2 separate regions of the Homo sapiens genome follow, and region 1 is linked to region 2. A link is an interaction called in ENCODE POLR2A ChIA-PET data of the cell type or tissue named here. Cell type or tissue: Panc1. All regions are shown on one strand. Region 1 overlaps RSU1 (Ras suppressor protein 1). Region 2 overlaps CUBN (cubilin).

The links. Peaks named below come from ENCODE experiments on the same cell type or tissue, not always from the same donor. Only the 100,000 strongest peaks of a DNase experiment are listed, where the experiment ranks them.
Region 1: POLR2A ChIA-PET joins it to region 2 with 5 read pairs; 2 of 35 experiments call an interaction of 5 or more read pairs at or near these places.

What each region holds. Positions count from the first base shown.
Region 1 is chr10:16,802,555-16,807,554 of GRCh38, forward strand. All of the region lies in intron 2 of RSU1 (Ras suppressor protein 1), which reads right to left. Among named protein-coding and RNA genes, the nearest start is that of RSU1, 12 kb to the right of the region's middle. In Panc1, no CTCF peak of the experiment used is centred here; no DNase peak of the experiment used is centred here.
Region 2 is chr10:16,864,603-16,869,602 of GRCh38, forward strand. All of the region lies in intron 59 of CUBN (cubilin), which reads right to left. Among named protein-coding and RNA genes, the nearest start is that of RSU1, 50 kb to the left of the region's middle. In Panc1, no CTCF peak of the experiment used is centred here; no DNase peak of the experiment used is centred here; H3K27ac peaks cover 1,286 bases.

The sequences.
Region 1 (5,000 bases), 62 kb before region 2:
ACAATTTCTAACTCATTAAGCCAAAGACATTACAAAAAGGAGAAACTACAGACCAATCTCTCTCATGGACATAGATACAAAAATCCTCTACAAAGCGTTAGCAAATAAATTCAAAAATGTACTAAGAGTACACACAATGACCAAGTGGAACTTACTCCAGGTATGCAAAGGTGGTTCAAATTCAAAAACAAAAGCAATCCATCACTTCAAACAGGTGAAAGAAGGAAATCCATACGATTATATGCATAGAGGCAGAAAAAGCACTGGAAAAATTCAACACCCATAAAAACTCTTAGCAAACTAGGAATAGAGGAAGAACTTTCTCAACTTAATAAAAAATATCTACAAAAAACCTGCAATTAACAAGATACTTAATGTTAAGGAACTAGTTGCTTTCCTACTACAGTTGGGAACAAGGCAAGGATGTCCCCTCTCACCACTTCTAGCCAAAATCAGATTGGACGTCCTTGTTAACGCAGTAAGGTAAGAAAAAGCAGCAAAATGTATGCAGATTGGAAAGGATGAATTAAAACTGTCTTTCTCCACAGATAATATGATGTGTACGTAGAAAATCCCAAAGAATCAACAAAGAAGAACTGAAACTAATAACTACAGCAAGTTTGCAGGATACAAGGTAATATACAAAGGCAATTGCTTTTCTATATAAAAAAATAGAATTTTACATTAAAAACACACCATTTACATTAACACCAAACAAATGAAATATTTAGATATATAGCTAACAAAATATGTACAAGCTCTATATGAGAAAAGCTTCAAAGCTAGTATGGAAGAAATCAAAGACCTAAATAAACAATGAGATACTTCAGGTTCATGAACAGGAAGACTCAACACTGTTATGATGTCAGTTCTTCCCAAGTTGATCTACATATCAATTCCAGTCAAAATACCAGCAAGTTTATGGATATCAACAAACTGATCCTAAAATTTACATGGAAAGGCAGAACAGCCAATGCAATATTGAAGAAAATACAGTTGGAGCACTGACACTGACCAACTTCAAAACTTAATGTCAGTTATAGTAACAAGACAGTGTGGAGTTGGTGAAACAATAGACAAGTAGGTCACTGGAATAAAATAGAAAGCCCAGAAATAGACCCACACAAATATAATCAGCTAATCTTTGGCAAAAGTGCAAAGGCAATTCAGTGAGAAAAGGAGTCTTTTCAACAAACGGTGCTGAAACAGATGGACATCAACACACACACAAAAATCAATCTAGACAAAGACCTAACATCGTTCACAAAAATGAACTCCAAATGAATCACAGACCTAATGAAAAACACAAAGCTATAAAAATTTCTAGATATAACAAAGGAGAAAAATCTAGTTGACCTGAGATTTGGCAATGACTTCTTAGATACAATACCAAAGGCACAACTTACGAAGGAAAAACTTGATAAGACTTCATTATAATTAAAAATTTCTGCTGTGTGAAAAATATCATTAAGGGAATGAAAGACCAGCGCCAACAAGGAGAAAGTATTTGTTAACACACATATCTGATAAAGAACTAGTATCCAAAATATAAAAAAAAGACTTAAAACTCAGGAACACCAACCCAATTAAAAAGTACGTGAAAAATCTGAATGGACATCTCACCAAAGAAGATAAACATATGGCAAATAAGCATATGAAAAGATGCTCGGCATCATATGTCATTAAGGAATTGCAAATGGAAACAATGAGATACCACTGCATACCCACTAAAATGGCTAAAATCCAAAACACCAACAACACCAAATGCTGGTGAGGATGTGGAGCAACAGGAAACCTCATTCTTTATTGGTAGAAAACAAAATGGTACAGCCACTCGAGAAGACAGCTTAATAGTCTCTTATAAAGCTAAACATAATCTTATCACATGATCCAGTAATCACATTCCTAGGTATTCGCCCAGATGTGCTGAAATCTTCTGTCTATACAAAAATCTGCACAACAATGTTTACACCAGCTTTATTCATAATTGTCCAAAGTTGGAAGCTGCCAAAATATCATCCAATAGGTGAATGGATAACCAAACTGTGGTACATCCAGACAATGGAGTATTATTCACTGCTAAAAAGAAATGAGCTATCGAACCACAAAAAGACATGGCGGAATCTTAAATGCATGTTGCTAAGCAAAAGTAGCCAATCTGTAGAGGCTATATACCCTACGATTCCAGCTATATGACATTCTGGAAAGGGTAAAATTATAGAGACAAACTGTAACATTTCAGTGGTTGTCTGAGGTTTTGGAGGTAGATAATGAGGGAGAGGGGATGAAGAGGTAAAGCAGAGAGGATTTTTAGAGCAGTGTAACTGTTCCATGTGATACTGTAACGGTGAATACATTACATTAATTTGCCAAAACCCATAAAACTATACTATATACAGTGAACCCTGATGTTAGCTATAAGCTTTAGTTAATAATAATGCATCAACAGCCTGGCTAACTTGGTGAAAACCCATCTCTACTAAAAATTAAAAAAAAATTTGCCGGGTGTGATGGCGCCTGCCTGTAATCCCAGCTACTCGGGAGGCTGAGGCTGAGGCAGGAGCATCCCTTGAACCTGGGAGGCAGAGGCTGCAGTGAGCCCAGATCACACCATTGCAATCCAGCCTGGGTGACAGAGTGAGACTCCATCTCAAATAATAATAATAATAATAACGCATCAATATTGGTCCAGCAATCATAGCAAACGTAACACACCAATGCAAGATGTTAATATGGGAAACTAGGAACGGGGGATGGAGGAGAGACGTGGATCTGTACTTCCTGCTCCAGCTCTCTGTGAATCGAAAACTGCTCTTCAAAAAATAGCCTTTTTTTGGCCGGGAGCGGTGGCTCACGCCTGTAATCCGAACATTTTGGGAGGCCGAGGAGGGTGGATCACGACGTGAGGAGATCGAGACCATCCTGGCTAACACGGTGAAACCCTGTCTCTACTAAAAATACAAAAAAAAAAGTTAGCCAGGCGTTGTGGCGGGCGCCTGTAATCCCAGTTACTCGGGAGGCTGAGGCAGGAGAATGGCGTGAACCCGGGAGGCGGAGCTTGCAGTGAGCGGAGATCACGCCACTGCACTCCGACAGAGCGAGACTCCGTCTCAAAAAAAAAAAAAAAAAGCTTTTTTTTTTTTAAAGAGGGAGAATGAAGATAGCATATGCATAAGACAACTGTTTTTAGCAATACTGGCATTAGTAATATTAGTATTGTTAATTGCGTGTCAGGTACCAAATCTGAGACTGTGAGATATTCCAATTCTATCATCACCCATATCTGTAAGAGGCACGCTTCCGAGTGGAAGGGAGGTCAAGATGAGGACTAGAAGGAGGAGTTAAGTAAAAGCCTTGCATTCTGTTATGTATTTCCATTGGAACTACCAGTATAAGCTCAGGAGGCTGGCAGTCTCAGGACTTAAAGGGAGAGTGACTAGGAGGAGCACCAGCTCCCAACCTACTGATAATGTTTCTTGCTTTGAAAATCTGTCAACTTGTACTGTCATTATGCACTTATCGATACGAATACTTCAATAAGGTTTTTTGGAATAGATTTTTTTAAAACTATGTGTAAGTATTTTGGGAAGATGAAGGTTCCTGTTTCCCTGGTTCAAATGGGATAAACATAGGTAGTGTCCCTGAATGCATTCCTAAATTGTTACAGAATCATTAGCCCAGACAGGACAGCTACCATGGCTTCTAGAACATGACCGGGTGGCCACAGGCACTCAGCATGCTCGCTGAATTAGCCGTTATCTTCATCTCCTCCACAGGGTATGTGCATATGACTGTCAGAAACCAGTAAGGCAAAACAGGAGAAGCTGAGAACACTGCTTCCGACGTCTGCAGGTGTGGCTTCAAATCTGGGCTCTACCACTTATTGCCTGGGTGACTTTGAGCAAGTTAATGATGCTCCTTAAATCTGTTTCCTTACCTATTAACTATATAATGACAATACATTGTGAGGTTTGAAAGATTAATCCATACAGAGGGCTTAGCACAATGCCTGGTATGTGGTAAATGTGTGCGTGTATTATATTAATACACTCCATGCATAGATGGCATGGTATTTCAATCATATTATCTATTATTTTCATCCTCCTAACAAAGAGTGCACAACGTTGTAGAATACAAACATATAATAAATTACATAGGCATCTTTGACACGCCCTAAAGACTTAAGCATTTACAGCTGTTTCATTATTTATTTATTTTGAAAGAGTCTCACTCTTGTCGCCCAGGCTGGAGTACAATGGCGTGATCTTAGCCCACTGGAGCCTCTACCTCCCAGGTTCAAGTGATTCTCCTGCCTCAGCCTCCCAAGTAGCTGGGATTACAGGCATGTACCACCACACCCAGCTAATTCTTGTATTGTTAGTAGAGAGGGGGTTTCACCATGTTGGCCAGGGTGGTCTCAAACTCCTGACCTCACTCAGGTGACCCACCCACGTTGGCCTCCGGAAGCGCTGGGATTACAGCAGGCATGAGTCAGGCTGGGATTACAGCAGGCATGAGCCACTGCGCCCAGCCTCACTTACAGCTGTTAAGAACACCAAGTTACATAGACCACCATTCAAACACTGAGATTGCAAACCACATTACCGTTCTCCGGTCTGCACTGTGTCCTGAAAAACTAAGAGGCGAAACCTCCTTGCAAGTAATTGCTTGTTCTGATGTGTGCCTTTCATTTGGCCTCACCCTTAAAATTATAAGTTACACAGAGTCCAAAGGAATAATTAATGGATATGCAAAGAAACGGATGAAATAAGAAGGATCTTTATGAGGTATGGATACTATAACTAAAACTACCATTTAATGTACTTCAGGTTTATTCTATTTGATACATGAACCAATATTTCCCCAACACAATCTTTTCCAGCCCCATACTTTGTAGTGTTTTAAGCTAATGTTCTAAGTTTGAAGACAAAAGAAAATGAATTAACATACGGTATACAAAGATCTCACATCTGATCATTCCATTCTATTGAGATTAATAG
Region 2 (5,000 bases):
TGATATCATGCATCAATCAGCTCTTTCCATCTGGCCATATGTCTTTTTTTCTTTCTTTTTTTTTTTTTTTTTTAGATGGATTTTTTTGCTCTTGTTCCTCAGGCTGGGCACAATCTTGGCTCACCACAACCTTCACCTCCCAGGTTCAAGCGATTCTCCTGCCTCAGCCTCCCGAGTAGCTGGGATTACAGGCATGTGCCACCATGCCTGACTAATTTTGTATTTTTAGTAGAGACAGGGTTTCTCCATGTTGGTCAAGCTGGCCTCGAACTCCCGACCTCAGGTGATTCACACACCTCGGCCTCCCAAAGTGCTGAGATTACAGGCGTGAGCCACCATGCCCAGCTTTTTTTTTTTTTTTTTTTTTTTTTTTTTGGGACGGAGTTTTGCTCTTGTTGCCCAGGCTGGAGTGCAATGGTGCTATCTTGGGTCACTGGGTCACTGCAACCTCTGCCTCCTGGGTTCAAGTGATTCTCCTGCCTCAGCCTCCCAAGTAGCTGGGTTTGTAAGCATGCACCACCATGCCTGGCTAATTTTTTGTATTTTTAGTAGAGACGGGGTTTCACCATGTAGGCCAGGCTGGTCTTGGACTCCTGACCTCAAGTGATCTGCCTGCCTCAGCCTCCTAAAGTGCCAGTATTACAGGCGTGAGCCACCGTGCCCAGCCTACCTGAACATATTTATACATTTGTTGGACTGTAATTCATTCTGTCCTTGTTATATATGTGCTTGGGTATTTTTGCCTTGGTCTCTTAGCAAAGGTCTCTGAACTGACCTTAATGCAACCTGACTCAGTCTCCATGTGACAAATACCCCAGGTGGAGGAAGGCAGACAGTGGCCCTCGTCATCAGCATGTGTGCTCTGGGCAACAGGGGCTGGCTGGGAGCTTTGAGTCCAGGTGAGAGGTGAAGCCAGTTGGACTTCCTGGGTCAAGTGGGGACTTGGAGAACTTTTCTGTCTTACAAGAGGATTGTAAAATGCACCAATCAGCGCTCTGTAGCTAGCAAGAGGATTGTAAAATGCACCAATCAACGCTCTGTAAAATGCACCAATCAGCAGGATCCTAAAAGTACCCAATCACAGGGAGGATTGAAAAAAGGGCACTCTGATAGGACAAAAATGGAACATGGGAGGGGGCAATAAGGGAATAAAAGCTGGCCACCCCAGCCAGCAGCCGCAACCTGCTCGGGTACCCTTCCACGCTGCGGAAGTTTTGTTTTTTTGCTCTTTACAATAAACCCTGCTACCGCTCACTCTTTGGGTCCATGCCAATTTTAAGAGCTGTAACACTCACCACGAAGGTCCATGGCTTCATTCTTGAAGTCAGTGAGACCACAAACCCACCAGAAGGAACCAACTCCAGAAACACAGGCACTGCCACCACTTGTCCCTGAGGGTGCGTCTTCCCCATCTGTCTTCCTGTGCTGTCTGTCCCCCTGCTGTCTTGCAGGGGACACCCCTCAGTCTCTCCTTGGCAACTCACTAATTGAAATGCCTGCAGACCTCCCATCTAATAGAGCCAAGTTCCATTTTCTACACTGAAGTTTTGCTGAAGTGTTATAGAATACATCATTTTAGAAAAAAAAAATGAAACAATGATGCTACTGCACAGTAAATAAATAAGTTTACTGAAAGCCCCTGATCTAACCCTATGTGTAGAAGTTTGATGTGTAGTGTGACATGCATATTGTGAATAGGCCAAGCAACTCTCTGGTATGAGACCCCCTCAGGAAGAACTGGAGGCTCTGATGGTTAAAAATACGTTTGCAAGTGTGAAGTGATTTGTACAGGACACACATAAACAGAGTCAAGGCAGGAGACGACCCTGCTGGTAAAGGAAGGGGCAGCAACTAAACTAGCAGAAGTTAACAGGACAGAAGGTACTTAAAAGCATCCGTTCTGCCTATAGGCCATGCCCACTTAGCCAAATCCACAGAACCAACAGCTTTTTAAACTTTATAGGAGCATAGAAGCCATTGACAATCTGATGCAAACTATGAACTCGGTTAGGAAAAATGCTCCGATTTGCAGATTATTTCAGAGTTTCACAGATTGCTGCAGCCCAGTGTGATCATTTTGCTGGTTGTCAGCCATTCAGGATCAATTATTCATATAGCATTGGAGCACAGGGGGGAGACAAGCAGGCACATTTCCATTGCAGTTAGAGATCAGCTCATGCTTGCCAAATGTGCTTTCTCCTTACCTTGCATCCATGCATATGGGCCTCCAGCAGCAGAAGTTCCGAGGAAAAAGGAGACCCAATTTCACTACATATTTAGTAATTAGCAACTAGGGATAGTTCCCCCAAATTTGCTGTGACTCGCTAGCAATACAAATATAACAAATGCACAAGGCGAATTGAACCTAATAGTCACATAATTATATAAGCCAATCTCTTCATCCTGAAAAATTGAAGCAGATGTACATAAAACATTGCCAAGTGTATAATCTAAATAGCAAATCTGCAAAACCCTACTTAGTGTTTTAGTTAAGATCGAAACGGAAATGTCATAGACTAAAATGGTCTCCTCTTCACATCAATTATTTACTAAGTGAAGATATTGTTTTCCAGGCTGAGCAAACAGCTTTGTAAATGAAAATCCACTATCTGGTCCACAAAGTTGATTTCCCTCTCTTCAGGGGAAAGACAGAGTTGTTTTACATAAATGAGTTGGAGGCAAAAGGGGCATCCTATTAGCCAAGTTTGTCTTCATCCAAAGCTATAACTAAACGACCCTATAAACCTTACAGTCAAAGCTATTCTTATTGTTCCTTCCCCCTCTCCTCACTACAAACAATAAAAACCAAAATGAAACAAAATTTGAAAGTTATGCAGAATGATCAATAAACTTGTCAGTGTGTGGTCTTGAAAGCTTTGTAAGACCACTGCAATGCAAAATCATAATACTTAGGTTTTCACTTAAACATTACCATCAAAGAGTAGTTACAATGACTTGAAGTATTTCCAAGTGGCTGATGGCATTTATGCAGATGAAAAAGAGGTAAAAATCATCTTCATGAAATACAGGGGTAACACAATGCTGGCAAGGAGTTCCGTTTCTACATTCTCCACTTAAACCTTTTCCCTAACTGTGGCCAGAGGAAAACAGTAAGTGACTGTAATTGTTCAATGACTCGTGCATAGAGAATGCTTCTGACAGTGTAAGACTTTTCCTTCTGTTAAATCACAATAGGTCTAAAAATGTCTTCTTTGTGGCTTGGAAAGACATGGTAATTTAATGAGGCTAGGGAACCCTGGCTCACTTGAGAAGCTTCATGCAGATGATAGCAGTGAGGAGATTGTTAACACAACAATTACCATTTTCTTGTGAGACTATATTAGGAAAAAGAAAAACAACTTGAAAGGTAGCAAAGCAAATGCAGACATAGGACATTTGGTCTAAAGTCTGTGCTAAAGGCAAGAATATATCCCTTTTTTGTGCAAAAAAAAATCTCCAAAGGAAAATTAATTTTTCTTTCAAAATAGCCTTCTGGCTTTTGTATGCTACTTCACCTACACAATTCTGTTAAGGCAACACTCTCTCACTGCCCGTGAGACTTGCTTTCAAGTTACTGTTGAGACAGCTAAGTAGGGGAGGTGGCAAAGGGATTTTCTGATACAATTTGTCTTGAGGTGTGTGGTTTACCGGGAAGCCTTCAAAACACAATGTCTAATTGCTTTCCTCAAGTACTGCATGGAAAAATTCACATGCCCAATATCAAGAAGTTGAAGGTAAACTCCGTTTTGCATCAGAGAAACGAAGTTTATCCACACTATGGAAGAAACAGAAAGTTTGAAAAGTGAATCAGGGTTATTATTACAGAAAACTGCCTGGATTTTTCTGAGTCTTCACAGAGTATGAGATTTGTTTGGAGAGTTGTGCATTTTTAGAACATTAATCACATCTATATTCAAAAGGAAAAGGATCAAAACACTTTCCAGAGTCGAATATTAATGATCTTAGACTGTGTCACTGATGCTGTTAGAATAGCCAAACAGGTAATTGATTAACTACCTTTTATTTTAAATTATTCAAAATTCTGAGTTAATTTGATATGGGTATTTCTCACCAGTGGTGTTTGATGTGGATAATTTATTTCTCACATGCAGTGGGAGTAATCTGGGGCATATTTTCAGTTTATCCTCTCACCTAACTTTACCTACCCCCGCTACATCACCCTCTCCAGTCCAAATTCCTTCTCAAGCATCAGCTTCCAACTAGACAGCTCCATTTAAACAGGTCTTCCAACTTAAAATACTCCAAATTAAATAAAACATTTCTCCCTTAAATCTTAGTCTCCTAAGCCACCATCATCCAACAAATTACCTATAGAAAGTCATCCTCAATTCATGTCCTCATTAAAATATCATCAGAGTCCAAACACTGTGCTTCCAATGTATTCTGCCTTCCGTCTCTCAGATTTCTGCCCTTCCCTTTATCTCTTTCCCCTCTGGGTCCGTTCAAGGCTTTGACACTTCCCATCTAGATTTCTATCATAAGCTTCTTCCTTCCCATGTTGTAGGTTCTTCTAGCCTTCCTCCACTGTGCTACCAAAGTGATTTTTTTTTTTTTTTTTTTGAGACAGAGTCTCATTCTGTCACCCAGGCTAGAGTGCAATGGTATGATTTTGGCCCACTGCAACCTCCATCTCCTGGGTTCAAGCAATTCTCCCACCTCAGCCTCCTGCGTAGCTGGGATTACAGGCACACACCACCATGCCCAGCTAATTTTTGTATTTTTGTAGAGATGGGGTTTCACCATGTTGGCCAGGCTGGTCTTGAACTCCTGACCTCAGGTGATCCACCCGCCTCAACCTCCCAAAGTGCTGGGTACATTTGTTGAGTGATTTTTTTACAACATTAAAATATGTCATACGTAAGTTTTAAAACCAAGCCCTTACATGGCATATTCTTCTAAGCTTCAAGGAAAAGCAATCATAATCAGGTGGGGGTGGGGGGGGGGCGGGGAAATTAAATAAAGCAGAAAGGTAACAGTCC